2 separate regions of the Homo sapiens genome follow, and region 1 is linked to region 2. Evidence: chromatin loops called from intact Hi-C (ENCODE). Cell type or tissue: heart right ventricle. All regions are shown on one strand. Links, peaks and the distances in the headings refer to the core of each region. The heading gives the core; the rest is flanking DNA.

What was found. Hi-C counts contacts between places; a loop is a spot of excess contacts. Peaks named below come from ENCODE experiments on the same cell type or tissue, not always from the same donor. Only the 100,000 strongest peaks of a DNase experiment are listed, where the experiment ranks them.
Region 1: a loop joins it to region 2, with 5 times the contacts of the local background. A loop is called at or near these places in 26 of 110 quality-filtered maps.

The regions. Positions count from the first base shown.
Region 1 is chr20:11,680,111-11,692,095 of GRCh38, reverse strand. LOC107985384 (a long non-coding RNA gene) reads left to right here and starts at 4,730. Exons shown (of 1, transcript XR_004837567.2): 1 at 4,730-5,768. In heart right ventricle, for the core only: no CTCF peak of the experiment used is centred there; a DNase peak (open chromatin) is centred at 5,156; H3K4me3 peaks cover 873 bases; H3K27me3 peaks cover 1,773 bases.
Region 2 is chr20:13,099,270-13,111,254 of GRCh38, reverse strand. SPTLC3 (serine palmitoyltransferase long chain base subunit 3) reads right to left here. Exons shown (of 12, transcript NM_018327.4): 7 at 1,038-1,143. It also overlaps a transcript of TASP1 not described here. Among named protein-coding and RNA genes, the nearest start is that of SPTLC3, 96 kb to the right of the region's middle. In heart right ventricle, for the core only: a CTCF peak has its summit at 5,206 (motif pointing right); no DNase peak of the experiment used is centred there.

The DNA.
Region 1 (11,985 bases), core at 2,032-10,031, 1.4 Mb after region 2:
AGTTTATAGTTTACATTAGGGTTCACACTGGCATGTATCTACCATTATAAAGTCAGAATATTTTCTCTGCTCTAAAAGTCGTTTGAGCTGTATTTATTTCTCTCTTTCCCCAACCCCTGGCAACCACTGATCTTTTCATTGTTTTTATGGTGTTGTCCTTTCCAGGAATGTCATATGGTTAGAAAAATAGTGTGTAGCCTTTTCAGATTGGCTTTTTCAGTTAGTAATATGCATTTAAGTTTCCTCCATATCTTTTCATGGCTTGGTAGCTCGTTTCTTCTTAGCACTGAATAATACTCCATGTGTGGATGTACCATAGTTTATTTACCTATTCACCTACTGAAGGACATTTTGGTTGTTTGCAAGTTTTGGCAATTATGAATAAACCTATTATAAACAGCTATTTGCAGGTTTTTGTGTGCATGTAAGTTTTCAGTTCATTTGGATAAATACCATGGAGCGTGATTGCTAGATCATATGGTAAGGCTATGTTTAGTTTTGTTAAGAAACTGCCAAATTGACTTCCAAAATGGCTGTGCCATTTTGCATTCCCATCAGCAAGAAATGAGAGTTCCTGTTGCTCTACGTCCTCACCAGCATATGATGTTAGCATTTTGGATTTTAGCTGTTCTAATAGGTATGTAGTGGTATATCTCATTGTTGTTTTAGTTTACAATCTGTACTGACACATGATGTTGAACATTTTATATTCTTATTTGCCCTCTGTAGACATTCTTTGGTGAGATACATGTTCAGATCTTTTGCCCATTTTTTTTTCATTAAGTTGTTCATTTTTTTAATTATTGAATTTTAAGAGTTTGTTGTATATTTGGGATAATGGTCCTTTACCAGTTATGTCATTTACAAATTTTTTCTCCCCATCTGTGACTTGTCTTCTTGCTTTTGTGAGATACTAGTTTTTCAAATGTGGAATTAAGGGCCTTGTGCTGTTAAGTCAACCATTCCAAAGAAATTCACTTCTAATAGCTAAGGGCAGTTCTCCGGGGGAGGGTACAAGTGTGAATCTAGCATTCAACATCAAAAGCATGTTGGAGTTAGATGTTCTGGCTTCCAAGAAGAGATCTCAGTGAAGCCCTACAAGCAAGGACTACTTCTGGGATAAGTAGTCCCAAGGTGTCTCTACGGAAGCAGAGAGTACAAGTCTGTATAAGCCAAACTCCCTTTGGCTTATACAGACTTGATTCAATGGCCGCAGTCCTTTGGCTGAGTGATGGCTATCTGAACAGGCCAACCGTTTGCCACCTGGGATGATCAGATTCTGTCCCATAAATAAGCATGTCAGCCAAGGGACATAGCTGGAACAATCAACTGGTAACTAGAGTAGAAGTCACCTTCAGAGCATCGGGTCTCAGATAGCACCTGTCTCACATAAATGAAAGAGCATGAGGTAATCTAATGCCAAATAGCCCTTAACTTTTGGTGCCCATGAGGCCCAGTTATTTTGTAGACTGGTTTGATAGAAACTCCTAAAAGCTTTATGCTCTTTATTTCCATGTTATTTTTATAATCAATTTTGATTACTTGGGTTCACCTGGATGGGTCTCTGCATCTTACATCCAAAGGGACTGACTGTATAACATGATAGGCCAAATGATCTGCAAAAAAACATTTAGACACTGTGTGAATTGATGAATGAAGGTTAGAAGTCCCAAAATAATCCACTGTTCAAAGAAAAACATTAATACTCCAACTTAAAAAACTGGTTAATGGTTGACTCTTCATATAAACCAGAGAGTTTTGGTGGTCAAATTCTTCCAGCCATCCTTTCCAATGTGTCCATCCATTTACTCATGGCACAAATGTTGATTGAGTGGGTATTTGCCAACTACCATGCCACGTTTGAGTTTCAATCATCAGTAGACTCAGGCACAATTAGATGCTCTCAAAGATCCTAGCAGAAGAGATAAACTACCAAATAATCACTCTGCTGAGTGATTAATTACATGCTGAAACAACAACTCAGAAGAAGGATGGACCAGTTTGAGATTAGGCTGTAAAAGCTGGAGTTAAGGGGAGCTGTCCCTCAGGATTGACACAAATTGATACAAAGCGTAAGTAGGAGTTCATAAGTGTGAAGGTCATGTGATCCAATTTGGATTTTTGCATTGTGAGAACATCAGTCTGTGGAGTAGAGGACAGATCAGGGAGGTTCAGAGGAAGTGAAGGTAAGCTAGCACAGTTTGTAGGCATCAGATCTGTGGTGGTGGCATTGACCATGAAAAAAAAAGGAATGGAAGGAATTCAAGAGTTATTTAAGAGTCTAACTCTGCAGAGTTTGGTGATTACCTATTGGGATGAGGAAGAGGGAGGTGTTCAGAATAATTCCCAGGTTTCTGGCCTGTTTGAAGGGAAGAATGGGACACCTTTTTTTGAGATAGAAAACTCCGAAGAAAAACTAGTGGGTGATAGAGATGAGTGGTTACCATGATCCTGGATTTAGTCTTGCTCACGTTGACTTTCAGGGGTCTTTGAGTGACATGAGTGAGCTAGACCTTACAGAAGAATTCTTGGCTAGAGATTAAATTTAGTGATGAATCTGTGTGTAGGTGTTATCTGAAACCACAGGCATGGATGGAAAGCATGGAGAGACAACAGCAAGGACTGTGTCTTTAGAAATGCTGATGGTGAATTATTTCCAAATGAGGGTGATCATGCAAATGAGATAGGAATGGAGACAGAAGAGAATTAGGAAGAAGCATATCTATCAGTCATGAAATTCAAAGGGATCAGCTGTCAAAAAAAAGGGAATGTTTGAATCCAGTGCTGATGAAAAGTGAAAAGTTAAGTAAGATGAGCCCTGACGTATGTTCACTGGATTTAGAGACGTGGAAGTTGATTGAGTACTGGGGAGAGAAGACAGATTGAATTAGATTGAGGAGTAGGGCAATCAGATAGAAATAAACAGATAACATTCTTTTGAAAAGTTTTAGTATAAAAGCATTTTGGATATCGTTTAAATTAATAGCAAATAATTCTCACCACCTGCCAAATACCAGGTCTTAATTAAGCATTGTGGAGGACTTAAAGTGTATGAGGTATATTTGTCCTTATCAGAAATGTAATTTAATATCTAACACAAGACATTTTCCTGATGAGGATATAGAAATAATTTGTGAAGAGATAAATATAATATTTACTAAGGTTTTACAACATTTCAAACATATCATTTTATTTCATGCACGTAGCCCTGTGGATTAGATAAATTAAATCTTTGCACTGTAAAGGAGGTATATGTTTTATGTCAATAATTTTAGATGTTCTAGGTAAGGAAATTTTAAAAACTAACACCTAACACATAAACATTTTTGATGTATTTTCTTTTAATAATATTCTGTGTAAATTATTAATATGACATTTTACCAACTGAACAGATAAGAAAATCAAGAATCAAACAATTTAAGTAGTTTTCAGAATGCCACTCAGCTGTAAGTTGCAAAATCAGAATTTGAAAATTATTGTTTGATTTGAAAATTTAGACTCTTCCTTCTCCTACCATACTACCTGGTGAATAAATATATGAGATTACCTGCTAGACAAATTGTATAAATTAGACATCCCTAAGAGCAAGGAGAATTTTGGATGGGGAGTGTCAAATATATTTCACATAGCACCTGGGGTTTGAGCTGGATCTTAAAAGACAAATAGGATTTAGATAAGGAAACAGCAAATTGTGCACCTTGGGCCAAATCCAGCCCACTACTTTTTTCTGTATGGTGTATAAACTAAAGAGTGTTTTCTTCATTCTTAAATGTAAAGTGTAAAAAAAGGTTATTAATCTTTTAGCAATATCAGTTGCTCCATTTTGCCTCTGGGTCCACGAAGTTTTAACTATTTACTATTTGATCTTGTATATAAAAAGCTTGCTGACCTTGATTTAGAGAAATACATGAGGGGTGGGGCCTCAAGTTAGAACAATGCCATCAGCCTATTTCTAAAGGAAGAAAACACAGGGGAATATTCTGGGGAAAGGGAGTGAACCAATCTAGGAAAGCAGAAGATCCATGCACTGTGGTCAGGCTCTCGGCTGTCTTTATTACTAGGCAAAGAAGAGTGGTCAATATTTTCCTACGTAAACATTTGCACAATTATCCTATCAACTAGATTTTGAGGCTCTCCTGGGCAATAATCATTTTTTTCCTACCTGTGTTTCCCAGTAGAGTCTCACACATGGCTGGTCACAGACTACTGGCTCAATCAATGTTAGTTGACAAACAGCCTCACATCATGTAGACAAGCTAGTTAATCATTACCAATGTCCTTTCCTCTTTAATTGTCATACACTGAGTCATAGCCTTTCCTCAAATACATCACTCTCAGGGACAACAAAATGTGTCCTTCAGTTGTAATAAACGGTGGGAGAGTGCAGGAGAGAAAAAGGTCCCAGCAATTTCTGATGCCGGATGTGCACCTAATTGCAATATTGACAAGAGAAAAGATGGGCCAATTTGAGTGTGCCAGTGTGATCTTCCAGCTGGATTATGCCATTATAAACAAGACGGGCTTGCCTACGTTGGAAATAAGGATGTTCAGTTTGCAGTAAATTCTGTTCAGAGCCCAAAGTTGAGCCCAGGGACCCCAGCAGCATAATCAAGGCCGTGATTGATGAGATGTCAGCGACTGTTAGACATAGTGTGTGACGCATCCAGTCACGGGGGACCTGAGTGTTTGTCATAATGTCACAGCACCTGCTGCTGCTGCTACCTTGGGGTGTTGGGAAAAGGGATGCGCCTGACGTGGCCGTCCCCTCCCCCAGCGCCCCGCAAGTGTTCGAGAGGAAGGCCGCGGGGGTATCTGCCATCAGGAAAGACAAAATGGAGCCACGCAGGGGAAAGCAGCATGGGGTGGGGGAAGGTGGCACGTTTCCGGCGCAGGGAGAGGAAGAACAGGTGCTCCTCCAAGGAAGACTGCCGCTGCTCCCCGGGCCCTGGCAGCCTGCCCCGCCGCAGAGCTGCGCGCACGCCGGCCTCCTGGCAGCGGAGCCCGCGGCGGAACCACCACAGCGAAGCATTCTGTCCCCTCGCAGCTGCTCTCCCAAAAACTACAGGTCCTCCAGGAGGCCGAGATAAACCTACGCGCAGCCTTGTCTTCCGGGAGAGGAGAGTGCCTGTTTCCCTACGCGAAATGATGTTTAAGATCCCTGCCCGAGCCCCCAGTCCCGCAGTTAAGCATCAACTGGCCGCCTAACGGGATTGTTCTTCCGCTTGGCATTTGCAAGGGATGGATTTTTCTCCGTTCTCTCCTCTGCCAAGTTTGCCTCCTCTGAGGCTCTCTGGGAGGGTATTTGTAACTCTGCAGTTCAGTTTGAGGAAGGAAAAAAAAATAAGACAATTTTCCAAAGCAATCGTGTGGTCTTTAAAATATTGTTATGTAAATGAATCTAATGTGTCTCTAAATTCATTAAGTGGGTTGGAGGGTTACTAGCCCTGGAGGGCCCCAGCGAAATTGGCAGAGACATTTTCACTGTCTAGGTTGTGGTTGTTGACCTTTTCTTCTGTCTTGCTTACCCTTTCCTAGGGAGGAGGCAGGAACTCGAGGGGCTTATCGGAGTGGCAGAAGGAAAGCCCCCACTGAAAATGCCTGTTATGCGCCTTCTGGGAACCGTCCTCCTCTTTCACTTCCTCCCAGCCCCAGCTGGAATTCCCAAATGTAGCCTAAACCAGTACCATACCTGCTAGACAAATTGTATAAATTAGACATCCCTAAGAGGGAGGAGAATTTTGGATGGGGAGCAAATAAAGGAAAAGGAAGCTGCCAAAACAGTGAGTCTTGGTCAGAATTTCACAGTCATTTCTCAGGTCTGGGTTGGAGGATGTAAACACAGGGGAAGTCAAGACAGATTGTTGCCATCCTAGCTACTTTTTGTAATTGGGAAGCATGTAAAGATTGACTCCTTTTTCTTGCGTCCTTCAAAGAGCACGAAAAGTGGGGCAGTAAGTATTCAAAAGCATCTGTTTCCTGCCTGAACCCCTCTGAGTACCAGAGGGGGCCAGCAGAAGAACCTGCCATGGTCCGTAAACATGCAGGGAAGGCTGTGACATAGGAAGCCAGGCCCACAGCTGAGCCTCCCAAGGATGAAGATAGGCATTCATCGAAAAACTGTTTTTGTGTTTCTTCCAGTACTGCTACTTTTTAAGTATAATTTACATACAATAAAATGCAGATTTTTAAGTATACTGATCTATGGATTTTGACAAGTATGTACACCCATGGAACCCACCACCCATCAAGAAACAGAACTTAGGCCGGGCATGGTGGCTCACGCCTGTAATCCCAGCACTTTGGGAGGACGAGGCAGGCGGATCACCTGAGGTCAGGAGTTCAAGACCAGCCTGACCAATATATAGTGAAACCCCATCTCTACTAAAAAAAAATACAAAAATTAGCTCGGTATGGTGGCACATGCCTGTAAGTCCCAGCTACTTGGGAAGCTGAAGCAGGAGAATCGGTTGAACATGGGAGACGGAGGTTGCAGTGAGCCGTGAGCCGTGATTGCACCACTGCACTCCAGCCTGGGTGACAGAATAAGACTCTGTCTCTAAAAAAAAAAAAAAAAAGAACTTGTTCATCACTGCAGCAGATTCCCTCGTGCCCTTTGTTTCAATCTTCCTCTCATCAAAGGACACCTCTGATGGATCTGCCTTCTGTCATTACAGATTAGTTTGCATTTTCTAATGTCATATTAATGAAACTACACAGTATGTAGTCATTTTCTGGCTTTGTTTGCTTAGAATGATGTTTTTGAAGATCACCCATGTAGGAACATATATCGAGAGCATCTATATGTAGTTTGTTTCATTTTATTGGTGAGTAACATTCCATGATATGGTTATACCGCCATTTGTTTATGCATTCATCTGTTGATAGACATTTGGGCTGTATATTGGTTTGTGGCTCTTATGAGTAAAGTTGCAATGAATATTCTTTTAGATTTATCTGGATGGATGTATCTTTTCAGTTCTCTTGGATAAATACCTGGGAGTGAAATTGATGGGTCATAGGGTAGGTGAACGAATTTAACATTATTGGGAACTGCCAAACAATTTAGCAAAAGGTTTGCACCATTTATCATTCCATCACAGCAGTATTTGAGAGTTCCAGCTGCTCCACATCTCCTCCAATTACAGTATTGGTATTGCTAGTCTTGTTTGCTTTAGCCATTGTAGTAGGTGAGAAGTAGTATCTGATTTCAGCCAAACATTTTCAAAGCAGTCATTTTCCTGGGGACCTATTGCTGAATTCTAGCAGATTTTTAGCTGGGCTATGAAAGGTAGAATTACAATAGGAAAAAGGTTTATATTTAGAGTCAGTCTGCATATTCATATTTTTAAAAGAAAACCTCTAAGCAGCAATTTGAGTTTAATATTTCTCCCCAGAAGTCTAGTTTCCTTAACAGCTGTTTATAAATATTTACCTTCACATTTTTAATGACGACAATGTATATAGCACAAATACCAGGAGCTTTAAGGTATAAATATTCAACACAGAGGTTTCCAGTTGTTTCTATGTAGGACACAGAGACCTGTCTTCACATACAGGTCTATGGAAGGCTTGCTGGCAGTAAAGGTGGATAAGAACTGATGCCCTAGAGAATAAACTTCCCTGGTTTGGGTCTTTTCTTTGCCAGGGGTGTGATTTAAGGCAAGTTATCTTGCCTCTGTAATGTATCATAATATCTGATATGGTTTGACTGTGTCCCCACCCAAATCTCATCTTGAATTGTAATCCCCATAATCCCCATGTGTCATAGGAAGGACCCAGTGGGAAATGATTGGATCATGGGGACGGTTTCCCCCATGCTGTTCTCGTGATGGTGAGTGAGTTCTCAGGAGATCTGATGGTTTTATAAGCATCTGGCATTTCCTCTGCTTGCACTCACTCTCTCTCCTTTCGCCTTGTGAGGAAGGTGCCTGCTTTCGCTTCATCTTCCACCATGATTGTAAGTTTCCTGACGCCTCTCCAGCCATGCAGAACTGTGAGTCAATTTAACCTCTTTTCTTTATAAATTACCCAGTTTCGCCAGTCTCAGGCATTTCTTTATTGCAGCATGAGAACAGACTAAAAAAATACCCTCCTCCATAAACTGGGATAATCATATATCTACCTCCTGGGCATGCATCTAAAACTTGAAACCACTGCCTGGCACATGGGAAATGCACAATAAATGCAAAAACATTCAAAAAAGCTAATTTTTAAAAGTGATTTGCCCTCTATCATTCTCCTTTTCTCCATTGAACATAACTGCAGGGCTGATCTGGCATCTCAAGGCCACCTGGAATGAAGTGCTGAGTCTAAGGGTCCATAGGCAGCTGGCATGTGATGTGATTCCAAGCTTCTAAAGAAATGCTCAGGAGAAATATATCTCTGGAAATGGGACCTGGAGGGATTTGTGTAGCCTTTGATATTTCATGCACACTTCAGTGAAGCTCCTGAAATTGTGTACAAAACTCATAGGATTTTTTTTTTTTAACCTGTAGCTTGCAGCAGATTCTCCAAGGAGACTGGGACCTCAGGGTCTTTTGGATCCACTGCAAAATAAGGTAGGACCATTGAAGGGTATGGAACAGATTTTGGAAAAAGAGAGTATTAGGATTGAGCTTCAGTTCTGCAACTTTTCAGCTAGTTGTTTCTGACCAAGTTACTCAATTACTCTAAGTCTCAGTTTCCATATCTTTGAAGTTGACATCATAGTATTTTGTATCTCACAGGGTTACTGAGAGGAATAAAAAGATGACATGGGCTGGGTGCAGTGGCTCACGCCTGTAATCCCAGCAATTTGGGAGGCCGAGGCGGGCAGATTGCCTGAGGTCATGAGTTCGAGACCAGCCTGGCTAACATGGTGAAGCCTCATCTCTACTAAAAATACAAAAAAATTAGACAGGTGTGGTGGCGCACGCCTGTAAGTCCCAGCTACTCGGTGGGGCTGAGGCAGGAGAATTGCTGGAATCCGAGACGCAGAGGTTGCAGTGAGCCGAGATGGTGCCACTGCACTCCAGCATGCATGACAGAGCAAGACTCCGTCTCAAAAAAAAAAAAGAAAAAAAAAAAGACATGATTGACATTCAGGAACTGGAACCTAGTAAGTGCCAAACAAATATTAGTTCCCTCCCCATTCACTGACCTAGATTATAGAAAGCAGGCTTAGCCTCTGTTAAATTGCAAATGACTTTGGGAAAGATAATAAATTAATTAGCCATTCTTGCCTTAGTATGAATGTACCAAATGTTTTCTTTAAAACAGAAATCTTGCCTCAAATATTAACAGACCACAGAAAAGAAAATATACAAAGACAAAATTACTTCCATTTAGAGAATTCCCTTAAACAATAATATTAAATTAATGGATAAATTTTGAGACCTTTCTTTTGCATTTCTGTCTCTTTGTACCTCTAAGATCTCTATTCATAACTATAGCAGCCCAAATATATGTATCTTTAGATATCAGAGTCCTCTTATCTTTAACTCAAGAGTCAGCAAACTATGGCCCATTGTCTAAATCCAACCTATGGCCTACTTTTGTAAATAAAGTTTTATTGGAATACAAACAGCCCCATTTGTTTACATATTGTCTATAGCTGCTTTTATACCCCAACACAGGATTGAGCAGCATGACAGAGACCACACGACTAGCAAAACCTAAAATTCTTACTGTGTGGCCTTTTACAGAAAATGTTTGATTCTTGATTGACTCCTGTTTGACTCACCTAGTGCCCTTTTGACACATTGGGAATATGCGAGAAAGCAAGAGGAGTCAAATGGCATAGAAACACGGCAGGAAGACTGGAAAGAGGCTATGATTCCCAGTGCAAACAAATCTGGGTTCAGGGACAATCATTTCATTTTGACTTACTAATTGATCACCCTTCTGTTTATTTAGGACTTTAAGAGCTTACCAAAATCTCTGTCCTTTATAAAATCAAAAAGAAGACAGACTAGTGGGATCAAAGGAAACTCCATAAAACAGTGGGTTTTAGATAATTTTTTCTAATCTTTTATTTTTTATATTTATATTTTATATAAGTTTTCTAAAAGAGTTTGAGAACTATAAATCAGGAACTGAATATAAGAAAAAGATAAACATGCTTACATAAACTATGTGAAAGGAACAGAATGGAAGAATTTAAAGAGTAAAACCTTAAGGAATTAAACAGTAATTTAAGGAGAACATCTATCTATTAAGGGACTGTGATACAATGATAATTAAATCATCAGCAAAAAAAAAATATTTTTGTGATGGAAATAAAGTATGGGGGAGGGAAGAAATTAGCATAAATTTAAAAAATATTACCAAGAAATTTTTAGGTCTTTGATTCAAAAGGATATTTCTTTTTTATTTTTTCTCCAACATAGAGACATTTTGATTCACATCCTTTGAAGGCTTTGTTTTCAGAAGAACTGCCCAGATAAAAAGCAACCATCCATCTCATGGATGAGCGTGGAAAAAGAAGGAATTTAGAAAAAATAAGCATGGTGAAAAGGGAAAGAGTTGTAAAGGGAACTGAATTTTGCACGGGTAAATCTGCCAATCACAGCACAGCTGGCCCAGGACAAAGGACGATAATAGATGGAGAGATGATGGAATCCAAAAAAAACCTTTTAAAACCACATTCATGAGAATGACCCCTACTAAAGGGATGGACAAATGTCCAGGGCTTCAAAAACGATTTTCCTTAAGGTTTTCTCTGTAAGCTCTGAAATTATCTCTGGGCAATGGCTGAGAAGTCTCTATCTCTTTATTTCTTTTCTTTGGGGTGGTTGGTAGAGGATGCAGCTTGAAGTTTTCTTTCTCTTCCCTTCATGAGACAGGAGTGGTAGCAGATGAAAAAGTAACTTAGCGAAGGCAAAGCCAGGTTTGTCTTTCTGATCTAGATTCTACGAGTAGAGCTGACTGCATATGGAGAGACAGAGAAAGGAACAGGTTCAATATAAAAATGCAAAGACCCTTGGGATAGAGCTTCCTTGGTTTAAGTTTCTTTGATCCTGGAGCTGGAGGTGAGGATTCTCATGCAGGTGATTTATTGAGATGAGGGTAAGAGTGGGGTTCTCTTAAGTGGAAACATGGGCAAGGGATGTGAATTCAGTAGGGTGAGGCAGGAAAATGGGTTAAGTAAGTAGGTTAGCCTAACTTCACGCCTGATCTCAGGGAGATTTCTGGAGTATGAATTGTACCACCGAGTAATTCCCACCTTGAGGTCAAGGATAGCCAATTTGTACCTAATGTCAGGGGCTGAAATCATGAGCTGCAGACCATTCCCAGGGAGTGGATAAATACCCTGCTTACCGACTTACCTCCCTCCCTATCTGCCCACAAGTGAAGTGACTTCTGTTGTCCAAGGTCAATTAAAGTAGGGGACAACTCTGAGCCAGTAACAATCAATATGGTAGCTGAGGGATGGGTAAAATGGCCCATTAAAGAGGTTTTGGGTGGGGCACCAATTCCTACTCCCACATATGCTAAGATTTCATCATTTAGAAGTAATTACTAGGCACCCAGTATTGGGTACAATGAAGGAGTCACTAGGGCTGGGATGAGGGTGGACAACGTCTTATAAGCAGTTGACTCCTGGCATGGGATGGAATCAAAGGAAGCTCTATTCCATCCAAACCTACTGTCTCCCTTCCTCACCTATCTATGTACATGGACTATTTCCCTTCCTCGCCTATCCATGTACATGGAATACCGGAATTAGATCATTTATTTGGAGTATATATTTTTTCAGGTAACATAATTAAATATGCATTGAAAAGCAGTAGAGAGTATTACTAACATTACTATTTAGATGTAGGTCCTAGAAATATTTTGTCTCTCTAAATGTAAATGCATTTTTTTTCTTTTTCCAAAAGAAGAAAAACAATGTGTTTTCATGTTTCCTTTAGCTGGGAGAAAGGTTAATTCCATTTTTATTTGTTTCTGCTCCTTTACTAAGTTTATTCTATTTTATACTTGTAAAGTAATATGAAGAAAAAT
Region 2 (11,985 bases), core at 1,733-9,732:
GTGATGCAGAAAGTGAGCTGGTAGAAACTGGAAATGCAAACTTTGCATTTCCCACAGTAGGACTGGGAACATCCAGAACCCTAACCATGGGGGCAGAAGTACTGGAGTTAAAAATGTTAAAAATAAAATGAAACCAAGCTTCTTATTATTATTATTTTAGAGTTGGGAGAATTCACTTTTTTTTTCTTAAAAGGAATAAAGGCACACTTCTGCTGCTGCTCATTATCCACTCATGCAGCAGAAAAAATGTGCACTCAGGGACTAATGAGATTAGCGGGCTGAAAGAAATCCTATGTCTATCCTCAAGTCTCCTTTGTAGCCACACTCCTCCTTGTCTTAAAGTTGAACAGCCTTCACTTCCTTCCTTTTAATATTTTTCACTTTTCTATCATTATAGGAGATATCCCCCTCAATTTGCCTAACGTCAGGATTGTTTGAGAATTGATTCAGGATTGGGCACTCTGAAATAATGTCTCCTTGGCTTATGGACTAGACATCAGCCCATTCCTACCCGCTGGCTCTGGAACAAGAATTGCACCCCAGGTTACTCCTACCTTGGGGAAAACAGGCAGATCTTTTGTATTGATGGCAATCACTAACAAAGTTCAGCAAGCAGCTGGGGGTTGGGCGTGCTGTCCAGGTAGGGGCATCCGGGCCACCCATCAACAATTTCTACCAGTCATAAAGGCAAGGAGTGTTTTGATCTTGAATAACCCAGCTGCGAAACGCCTTTGAAACTCTGGGGCAGTCAAAGGTAGTGGAAAGATCAACTCAAGTTAGCAATGCCTTGAGAGGATATTTCTGAGGAAGCCTTCACAAGCCGGCCAGCCTCCAAGCTGCTGTGCCATATATAGAGTCATCAAAAAGACAGATAACCCACGTCTGACAGCTCCCATTGGTGGCTCTGTCTCAGGTCCCTGTGTCATATAACCAATTCTAAGTCATTTCTCTGTTTAGCTAGGAAAGGTGAGCCTTTCCGCACTGGTCAGCTTGCTGCAGGCCTCCGAGTCGTAAAATGTGTCCTGTTATTTACATACCTGTAGACACCCTCCACCAGGATGAGAATCTTTTTCCAAGCTCTGCGGGTTCGAGGCTGGCCATAGATGACAGCATCTCTCAGGAGCTTCTCTAGGCTTTGTGTGTCTTTAAATAATACCAAAAAAAAAAATTGAGTCATGAAAGGGTTTACTTTTCCTTTTCCACTTTCTTTTTCCAGATGTTTTATGTTCACACTCAGACCTAAACTTTCAGAGAACAAATTCAGAATCAGAGAACCCTTAGGGAGAGAGAGACAGAGGTCTATTTTTCAGTAGAACTTAACTCTGACAAGACAAATAGTTGGATTTGTACAAGTAGGCAGAGTAAACTCTCACCAGTGGGGCATGGTTTCCTAGGCTCTTAAAGGCTCTCCCCGCCTGCCTTAGAGAGATTGAAATTCTACGTTAAATGCATCTCTTAGGTCTAAGCTTTGTTGCAGGCTGAAATGAACTCTGAGAGACATAATTAATACCACTCATCAATCGTGTAGACATGAGCATGTTAGAGTTTAGCTGAGTTTGCACGGATCTCACTTCCTACACTTTGAGCCTTGATTTCTGACATCCCCCAGTCTTAGAAGTTTCAAAACTTTAAAGCAGTGGGACAATTAAGCCTCTTTTTCAAAATATTTGGGGATCTCTGAACACAATAATAGCTCACAGTTATTGAGCCCTATCTGTGTGCCAGGCACCCTTCTAAGCTCAGTTTTTGTCATACCTCATTTAATCCTCATAAGAACCATCTGGAGGAAGTACTAGTAGCATTTCCATTCTGTGGTTCAGGAAACTGAGACACAGAGGAGTTGAGTAAACTGCCTGAGGTCTATCATAAGCAACAGAATCAGGATTTGAACCCATGTAGTCTGTACTGTAATCCACATTTGTAACACTACCCTTTGCTGCCTTATGTGAAAGCCATTGTCCCTTCTTCTCAAATGAAATGGTGATGTAGAACAAGGGAGGATGAATGTCTGGCAGAATAATCTTGTTAACTTCTAATGTCAAATATAATCAATAGTGACAATTCATTTATCTGCTATCAGAGGTTGATGACTGGGCTTGGGTTGAGAGGTCATTTAGAAGAACTTGCCTACCAACCTAGCTGTTTGGTATATATGTACATGTGTGTGTATTATTTTGTTTTTAACATTTAAGCCTAGCAAGAAAAAAATGGCCGAGGTTTATGGGCATATTTTTTAGACTGATTATATTTGTACTGTGTATTTTTTGCATTTCCTAAGCTTTCCCTTTTTTGAGAAGATGAAACTGAAATACTTAGGTCCAGAATCCAATCTTAATTTTAAAAGATGGAGATGCTACTTAACTGCTGGCTTGACTGTTATGCAATGTTCACCAGGCATTAGAAACACCATTTAAAATGCTCACAAAAGGTGACATCTAGCAAAGCTAAATCTTTGAGGTCAGGAGTTCGGGACCAACATGGTGAAACCCAGTCTCTACTAAAAATACAAAAAATTAAGTGGGTATGGTGGTAGGCACCTCTAATCCCAGCTACTTGGGAGGCTGAGACAGGAGAATTGCTTGAACCCAGGAGACGGATGTTGCAGTGAGCCGAGATCACACCACTGCACTTCAGCCTGGGTGACAGAACGAGACTCTGTCTCAAAGTGAAAAAAAAAGATAAATCTAAAGCTGCATAGTCAGTACTGGTTTTGACCACTACAGACAAAGCTCTCAAGAAGCGTATGTGCATTGGCTTATCACTCACTGGTCTAGGCTCAAATTAGCTGCAGTTCTTGGTCTCAATGGAGAGCCCTTCAACTTTGTCTTTGAGTCTCCAGTCTGTGCTCAGATCTGTTTTAGGGCTTCCCCCAAAGCTGAGTGAATGCATTAGTGGCTGCATTAACTTTTCCACACTGCAACTCTGCCACATTCAATGAGGCCACAAGATAGTTCTTTGAAATAGAGTTGTGAATATATTTGTGTGTGTGTGTTTCTTTTTAATTATCAAGTACATTTAAGCAAACCACATTTAAATAAAGGTGACTTCCTATGACTTGGAGTGGGATAGGACAAGTCAGAATTTGATAGTGCAATATCAGAACCTCATCTCTGAGAGGCCCCTGTTAGCATGGCACCTTCCAAGCTGTCCTCAGCATCCACCCACTAGAGACTGGGTATCGGGTCCTGAAATTCAGAAAAAGCATGTGACATGAATAAGATGCTGCATACTAGCAAGATCTCTTGGAAATCCAAACAGTAGTGTTAATACACTATTTGACTTCCTTTAACATCCTTAAGAAAACATCACATAAATAATGAAAAAATAAAGGAAATATATAATGAAATAATGAAGAATTAAGGGAATAATTCTTTATTCAAATATATAAAGCCTTAGGTATTAGATATAGTATGCTACCTGTATGCTACCAATAATATCTGGCATGTTATCAGAACCAACAGATACAAAAAAAAAAAAAAGGTCATTTTCCTTTCCTTTCTTTAATCACTAGCCAGAAACTAACTCTTTAGGTGCTTTGTCAGTTTAAATGTGGAATTAATCAATTTCACCAAGATCGTAAGGACCCGTGAAAGAAGAATTGGAAGAATGGTGGATCTTTGTTTTATTTCATGCCACTTTCCTTTTCTTTGTTTTTTTCTCTTTTTATCTGCAAAACAGGCCTCCTGATATCCTGGCATCACTATTGTGTTCTTTTCACATAATATTACCTAATTGACAAATTTACAGAGCTTTCTTCAGTTCTTGTTCTACTTGACCGTGGGCAGCATTTGACACAATTCAACACACACTTATCTTTTAAGCTTCTTCCCTCTGCCATCTGGACACCATTTTTCATTAGTTTTTCTTATTCCTTTTCCCACTATTTCTAGTATTCTTTGTGAGCACTATTTCCTCTTTTAACCCATTTTCCTTTTATGTTTTCTCCTTGACTTTTTTTTCTATTTTCTCATTAATCTTCCAGTGGTTCTCAACCTTCAGGATGAATAGAAATAATCATCTGGGTAACCAGTTAAAATGCAGATTCTCGAAATTTCTACTCAGAGATTTTGAATCAGTTGGTGTGGGTCAGGGCCCAGACGTTTGTATGCTCAGTATCCCTGGGGTCTGGAACCCATAACGCAAAGCGAGACCTCTACTTTGATCGATATAATGTTTTTCTTACCATTTTTTAGACAAATATGGGAACCTCAAACCCATTTCCAAGATGGAACTTGCTGCAGACTACATTACTGGCCCATTTTCCACCTCATTTGAGTTCCTTCTTCTGTGACTTTGCAGTCCTTTCCTCTCACCAGTGGAGAACGTTTCCCTGCCCCTTGGCTTGGGTTCAGCCAAGTGACTTGCTTTGGCTAACGGAATACAGAGAAGAGACAGTTTGCTAGTTCCAAACCTAGATCTGAAGAGGTCTTATGCATTTCTACTCTTTCTCTTGTGCTTCTGCTAGTGACAGGAAAAGAAAATGCCCAGGCTAGCCCCCTGGTCTCAGGTTGGCCCTGGGAGAGGATTAATGGCACGTAGGGCACGGTTACCCCAGCTCACCTGCAGCCTCCAGTGAGAAATACTTGCTGATTATTATTGGCAACTGAGGTTTGTTCCAGTAATAGTTGCCTAATACAATCTCGAATGGCCCTTCCTGATATAGCCTCTGCCTGTCTTTCTGACATAGTTTGTCAACATCCCCCAACACACAGCCTCCTGATTCTCCTCCATGCTTTTTTTCCTCTTGTCTGTCTGGAGAATGCTCACTCATCACTGAAGTCTTAACCCAAACTCTTCTCGTCAATAATACAGAACAGAGTTAAGGGCTTCCTCCTTGGTGTCCCTCCCGACTTGTCTATTATTTTTTAAGCACTCATCGCGATGTTCGTTTTTTGCTTTCATGTCTCTCTTCCATGAAGTCAGGGACCTCGTCCTCATCCTTCTCGCCCTAGTCTTAGTACACAGTACTAGGCTCAATCATTACCTAATAATTGCATCAATGTTCTTTTCCTGGAGAAAGAACGTAGACTAGGAGACAGGCAAGGAAATGCCACTTGTGGATAGAAATAAGAATTATTAGAAAAGATAAATATCTCCTACCTGCAATATATTTTCAAAAATTGATGGTATCTTTTGTTTTGTTTTAAAACGAGCAGATAGATATTTTTTGAACGTTCCCAAGAGCGTGTTTTAGCGTACATTATTAACCACTAGATGGCAGCCAAGGAAACAAAAAGCGGCTTTCTTGTTTTGAAATTTTCAGTTAATAAACTTTCACCTATTTGGGTATCTTCTTTTCACTTTTGCTTTAGGCAGAGTTCCTAAAATATTGAAGAAAACCTTGCGACTTGGAGAACCAGTCTTCCTTTCCTATAATCTTTTATTTATTATGTCTATAATATTTTATACTATTATTCATCTTCTATAACCAAATCCTCTGAATGGAATAAAGAGATGGTGAATAAAAGCATTCCTGTTAAGAATGTTTTCCCTTTGGGACTTGGAATTTATAAGTTTTTGTGCAGAAATGATAGATGGTAAATGTGGCTCCGACGACACTGGAATAAAAACTAAACCCAAGTGAACTAAATTAGTAGTCATTTTAAAATGAATATTCTAAGATTTGGAAAAAATATGTAAATTCAGAGGCCACTGTGTTGTTTTTGCACCAAAAAGGTCACATAAACACGATGGATTAATCCAGAATTTTAAAATGAACACCACGAGTCCTAAAGAGAAGCTTTTCTCCATTTTTAAAAATAACACGCAAGACATGAAAACAAGACTTTCGGTGGCCGCGCTGTGTTTTATACATTTTGCGGAGGGAAGCAAGAGGAATCCCAGTCTTTTCCAAGTCAGGGACTTCGTTGTGTTTGACTTGAATGGAGATAGCCATGGGAGTGGCTTTTGGTGGAGTTCACAGCCCCCCAGGGTCAACACACCAGGATTCTTGAGCAGAAGGAAAATCAATTAGCCATTTTTTTTTTCCTCCTGCAGGGGATGAACTCTCCGACCTCTTAGAATCACAGAAGCTACACAGGAAAAGGGAAGACTGCGCTCGGCCTGGATTCTGGCCCCACCTTAGCCCCTGGCATGTTCCTCTCTGGTTCTCTGTCGTTCTACAAGGCTACAGTGCGTGGGTTACAAACCCGCAGATTTAAGGGATTGTGATTTATGTTCTGTAGGCCTTATGGGATTCTACCGTTTCAGCAAGCTGCATGCTTACATCTGCAAGGGATTTTTTTTAAAATAATGATGCTTATTAAGGCACTTACACTTGCATTATGTTAATCCCCATGACACCTCTGAGAAGTAGGGAAGGACTGTTAGGTTTTTGTTTTTTGCAGATGAAAAAAACAATGCCAGAAGTTTTGTTAAAAAAAGTTCCCCAAACAAAAGCCCTCCAAACAAACCTGTTCTTGTTGATTTAATAAGAAAATTCTGAGATACGGAAATTAAAATAAAAGTATAATTTTGACACCATCTAGGCACACACACACGGTGCTATGGTACAGTGTGGTTCTTGAGTCACAATGACACACCACGGACTTAAAATGACCACTATTTGAGCATTAATAATGCCTTGGTGTTACTCAGCACAAAATTTGACTCACTAAGGAGGTTTCTTTTGGTTTGTAGAGGACTAAAAGGATTGAGCTGGTTTGGTGGTGTATTAGTCCATTTTCACGCTACTGATAAAGACATACCTGAGACTGGGTAATTTATAAAGAAAATGAGGTTTAATGGACTTACAGCTCCACGTGGCTGGGGAAGCCTCACAATCATGGCGGAAGGGGAAAGGCACATCTTACGTGATGGCAGACGAGAGAGTGGGAGCCAAGTGAAAGGGGAAAACCTTTATAACACCATTAGATCTCGTGAGACTTATTCACTACCACGAGAACAGTATAGGGGGAACCGCCCCCATAATTCAATTATCTCCCACTGGGTCCCTCTCACAACACATGGGAATTATGGGAGCTACAATTCAAGATGAGATTTGGGTGGGGACACAGCCAAACCCTATCAGATGGTTATAAATATCTAGCTATAAGAAATGAAAATGTGGAGACCATGTTCTGGTGCCTAGTGCAAAACAGTCCTAGCCTTTTGCCAGCATAGTTAACTGGATTACTGAATTACTAAATACTTGGAATAATCCAACTATGTGTCCAAAGCTACAATCAGGCTTAGGTGACAAATGCTCTTAGCCAGCCTGAGCCTGTGCCTGTTCTTACATTCAAAACCCTAATAATAGCAAGCCTCCTGGATCTGGAAAAGCTGAAGATGCAGTTTTGTGAAAAGAAAGCACAAGGCAGCAAGGGACCCAGAATCTTCCAAGAAGGTAGGGCATAGTTCATAGTGTGTCTTCCGGAAGAAAAAACCCAGACATTTAGCTTTCCTCTTATTTCACTGTCAAATGGCAACACTGTTGCATACATCAGGGCTTCCTCCTTTCTCTTCTCTTGTGCAGCTGTGGGTTTTCCAAAGGCCTAGATCTACTGTGAGATCTTCACTCACTGCCCATTTCTCAGTGCCCCTGCTCCCTCTCCTATGGATCCAGGAATGCGAGATTGGGGCTGAAACTCAGCCTCCACTTTCCATATGCTCCTGGTGTGGTTGGTGGTTTATTCTTTGTCATCCATGACCCCACAAAAACTACTTTCATCTGCATTTAGAGACACCCTTTGGTTCCCTACTCTCTGGGTTGCTCAGCAAAAATATTTTTGTGTCTGCCTATCAGCGGCACTCATATTTTGTAAATGAAAAGATGGATGGATGATGAATGAATGTCACTTTTTACTGTTCCTAGTCCCTTACCCCCCATCTCTATATCCACTCCTCTTATTCCTTTGGACATGCAGTTTCATCCTTCAAGATTCAGCCCAAATGTGAAATAGTAAGTAGCGGGTATTTAAATAGCTATGAATGATGACAAAGAAATTATTCTTACTTTTAAGATGGTGGTGGGGAGGACTGTCCCCCTTTTTTAGCCTTTCGGCGGAAACAAAATCACAATGACCAATTTTGTCAAGCAAAACAATTATTTTTTGAAAGTCACATTTATGGGGTCTGTTCTCCATGAGATCACAGAGGGCATTTTTGACTGAAAATCTGGTGCCTTTAAGTTTTATAAAGCAGATTGTGCAAGGACTTTGGCTCAGGTTTTCTGGATGGCTCTTTAAACATGTGGATAGATGTCGCACAGCCTTAGGCAGTTGAAAGAAGCAAAGGGATCTTCTTGGAAGAGTGCAAAAGACAGCTGAGAGCAGGTGACCTGGGTTGGGCTTATGGATGAGGCAGGTGCTAGGGACAGGGCCTGTTTACCCTGCAGGGGGAGGGGGTAATTGCAGCAACTTTTGACTCTGTAGGCATGAGATGAAGGACAGGCAGAACCTAGAAACCAGGGACAGGGTGTCCAATAGGCTTGGGCTCTGGGCTTGATGTAATGCATAGGATTCTGATCCTCAGGAAGGAGATTGTGGAATGAGACAAAGTACTGAGATGGGATCTCTAAATGAGGGGGCTCAATGCACCAAGGTGAGACATGATTCAGGGAACAGTGTAGGAGCCCAGTGGTTAGGATTCTCAGTCAGGTGGGTGCTGGCAGCATCTACCTAACCAAAACTGCCTTGGCCCTGGGAGAGGTGTACGGGAGATGGAGGCTACCAAGTATTACATTCATCACTCTGCCATCCAGGGGCAAACAGAGGGTAGAAAAGGCCAGGAAAGGAGGTAGCGTGTCATGCTTAAAAACGGAGACTCTGGAGTCAGACTTCCTAGGTTTACCAGCTCTGACTCTTACTAGCTCTGTGTATCTAAGTCACTTCACCACTTTATAGATGTTTCTTCTTCATCTGTCAAAAAGGAGATAAGAGTAGCAGGTGATTCATTTTGTAGTTATGAGGCTAAAATGAGTTGGTGAATGTAAATGGCTCATTACAATGAAGGCTCAATACCTTTTAATTATCATTAAAAGATAGGGAGGCAATTGCTGGCTTTATTAAGCAACCTAGTTTAGAAATCCAAGTTGGACATTGAAATATAAAAGATCATGGCTTGCAAAGTAGTCTAAGCCATGTTTACGGGTTTAACTTTTTACTTAAACAACCTCTCGAGCCCTTGTTCTGCAGACTAGGTAGTGCTCAGAGTTTTCTGGCAAACACTGGCCTTCTTTTTCTTCCTCCTCTTGGTCTTTAGTAGGCAGAGTTTTGGTTCTTCCTTTCCACTTTTTCTTTTAAACTACTCCAAATTCTTGACCTGCCTGGACCTCTGACCTCATGACAACTCTCTAAGCTGAAGAAACAGCTTTTCTCCGAGGCTAGCTTAAGAAAGTCTTAGTGACTCACTTGAGGACCGAGGTTGCCTGCAGTCTCGCTGCTCTGAGTGTGGTTCTGCATGACAGCAGCAGCAGCAGTAGCAGCAGCGGCACCCAGGAGCTTGTCAGAATGCAGGATCTCAGGCCCCCACCCAGACCTGCTCACTCAGAGTCTGCATTTTAACAAGAGCCCCCAAGTACCTCGTGTGCATATGAAAGCCTGAGAAATATTGGGGAAAAATAATTTCATTATTTGCTCATTTCCTCAAAATGCACCAGAAACACCATGGAGAACAAATGTGTTGGTTCCTGGTTGCAGCTGACTCTGTAGCTGAGGCCGTGAAATGGCTGGAGAATGGCTGGATAGCACAAGGGCAGCCTGAGGGTTGGCTATGTCCCTGAAGCTGCCCACAGTAGAAAATGCAAAGAGATCTTTTTAATACTCAGCGAGCAAGAATGCAGAGGCCAAACTTCAGCATTCTGAATTGAAATTGAGGCTACTAACAGGATAGGGCTCCATTAGCCATCACACTGGACTGAGTTTTACACAAGGGACCATAGCTTTCTGACTCCTACATATGGCCTGGCAGCAAATAGCTGGACTCAGCTAGTGGTTAAGAGTGTTAACAAGTGCTGTGCACATCCTGCCTATACCCTCTCAGCCCAGCTTCTTCATGCAAACACAGGCCATTCTTTGCCTAAGAGCTCTTTTTCTGGCTGTGGGAACATAGCCTGATTAGGGAGCAGCCTTCAATCAGTCACAAATGGGAATTTGTGGGTAAATACTTCAGCTCCCTCAGCCCACAGGTAGGGATAACAGTGAGTTATCTATCCTGGCACCCAGAGTTTCCTAGTAGAATCGAGGTCCTGTTGTCCACTCTGGTCACTTGCTTGACAATGCACCATGTTGGCTGCCTTCCTGTGCCCTGGTCACCTACTGGTGCTTCCTGTGCCCTGCTCACCTACTGGTGCTTCCTGGCATCACTTTCTGAATAAGTGACTTGTGATTACATCCGTGTCTCAAGGTCTGCTGCTGGGGGAAGCAAACCAAGACAAAAGCAACAGACTTGGGTCTGCATTTTGACCCCTGTGATTTATCATTTGCCTGACCTTAGGCAGGTCATATAATCACTTTGAGGATTAGTTTTCTCTTTAATAAAATGAGGATAATGAAAAGAACTCTGTATCTGGGTTGCTGTTAAAATTAAATGAACCAGTTAGCTAAGAACTTAATACCAGTGAAAGCTGAATAAATGATAGAGTAGTTATGACTCAGCTATTATCCACATGTACTATTATAGAAGAACTAATCTATGGTGATAAAAGATTCTGGTACTCAGGTGTTTTTTTTGTTGTTGTTGTTATTGTTTAAGAAATGAGGTCTTGCTATGTTGCCCAGGCTGGTCTTGAACTCCTGGCCTTAAGTGAGCCTTTCATCTTAGCTAACCGAGTAGTTGGGCTTACAGATATGAGCCACCAGGCCTGGCTCTAGTACCCAGTTTTGAATTTAGCATCACTAAAAATGCACTTCTGAGTCTTTTCCTGTTTTTTTAGGAAATAGACTTTCGGTGTTCTGATTTTGCTCCCTTGCAGAACTTTCCTTCTATTTAGTCTTCTCAGGTATTCATTCTGGCTTTGTGGGAAATGGAGAGAGAATAATAATGAATAGCTTTGGAGTTAATGGTCAAGCCTATTTACACAGGCTTAAAAGTTTATTATGATGGTCTGAGTAGGTTTAAGTATATCTTAGGTATTTTTTCCTACAGAGAATTAAAAAATCCAAGGGCCCAGAATTCTGATTCATTTATAGTTGGCTTAAATAACAAAGGATGTCCACTTCCATTGGTACTGCTAAAAAATAGAACCTCCTCCTCTCCAACAGGCAGAAGAGTATTGTTAAGGTGTAAGGAGAGGACATGAAGCAGAGGACAGTCTGTGAGAGCAGAACAAGTTTAGAGTTGCATGAAATTCCACAATCCCATTGTTTAAGAATGCTCTGGTGCAGGTGGCCATTCTTAAAACCTGTCTCACAAGTTATTAGCTTCTATCTGGACTGGTTGTGTGTGTCATGCACATACAGTTTCTGCAGATCCTAAACAATCCCTGTATTATCAGTCCAATCTGTGTGGATGCATATGAAGGATTAAGACATCACTGCATACTAAAGCAGTTAGTATTATCTTGGGAATAGCAGAGCAAGAAACAGAGCCAGCAGCATCTGATGCTGTACATATTATAACTCCATTCAGTTCTTTCCCTGTCCTTATACTTCTTGCTTCCCTCACCTCTCAAGAAAGAAGTCATTCAGAGGACCCTGGAAATAACTGCTCTCAAGGGGTCTGTTTTTGTGATGTAAATACAACAGCAGCAGAATATGCTCGTGTTTCAAAGTTGTATTAAACATGTGGGTGTGTGGGAACAAGGGTTCTGTGCACCTGTGAATGAAAGCCTAGTGGTTTCCTATTGCTGCTGTAAGAAGTTAGAATACACTTAGTGACTTTAAGACAACACAAACTTATCTTACAGTTCTAGAGGTCAGAAGTCTGAAATGGGTTCGACTGGGTGAAAATCAAGATATTGGCAGGGCTGTATTTCTGTCTGGAAGCTCTAGGGGAGAATCCATGTCCTTGGTTTTTCCGGCTTCTAGGGAAATGCTTCCTGCATTC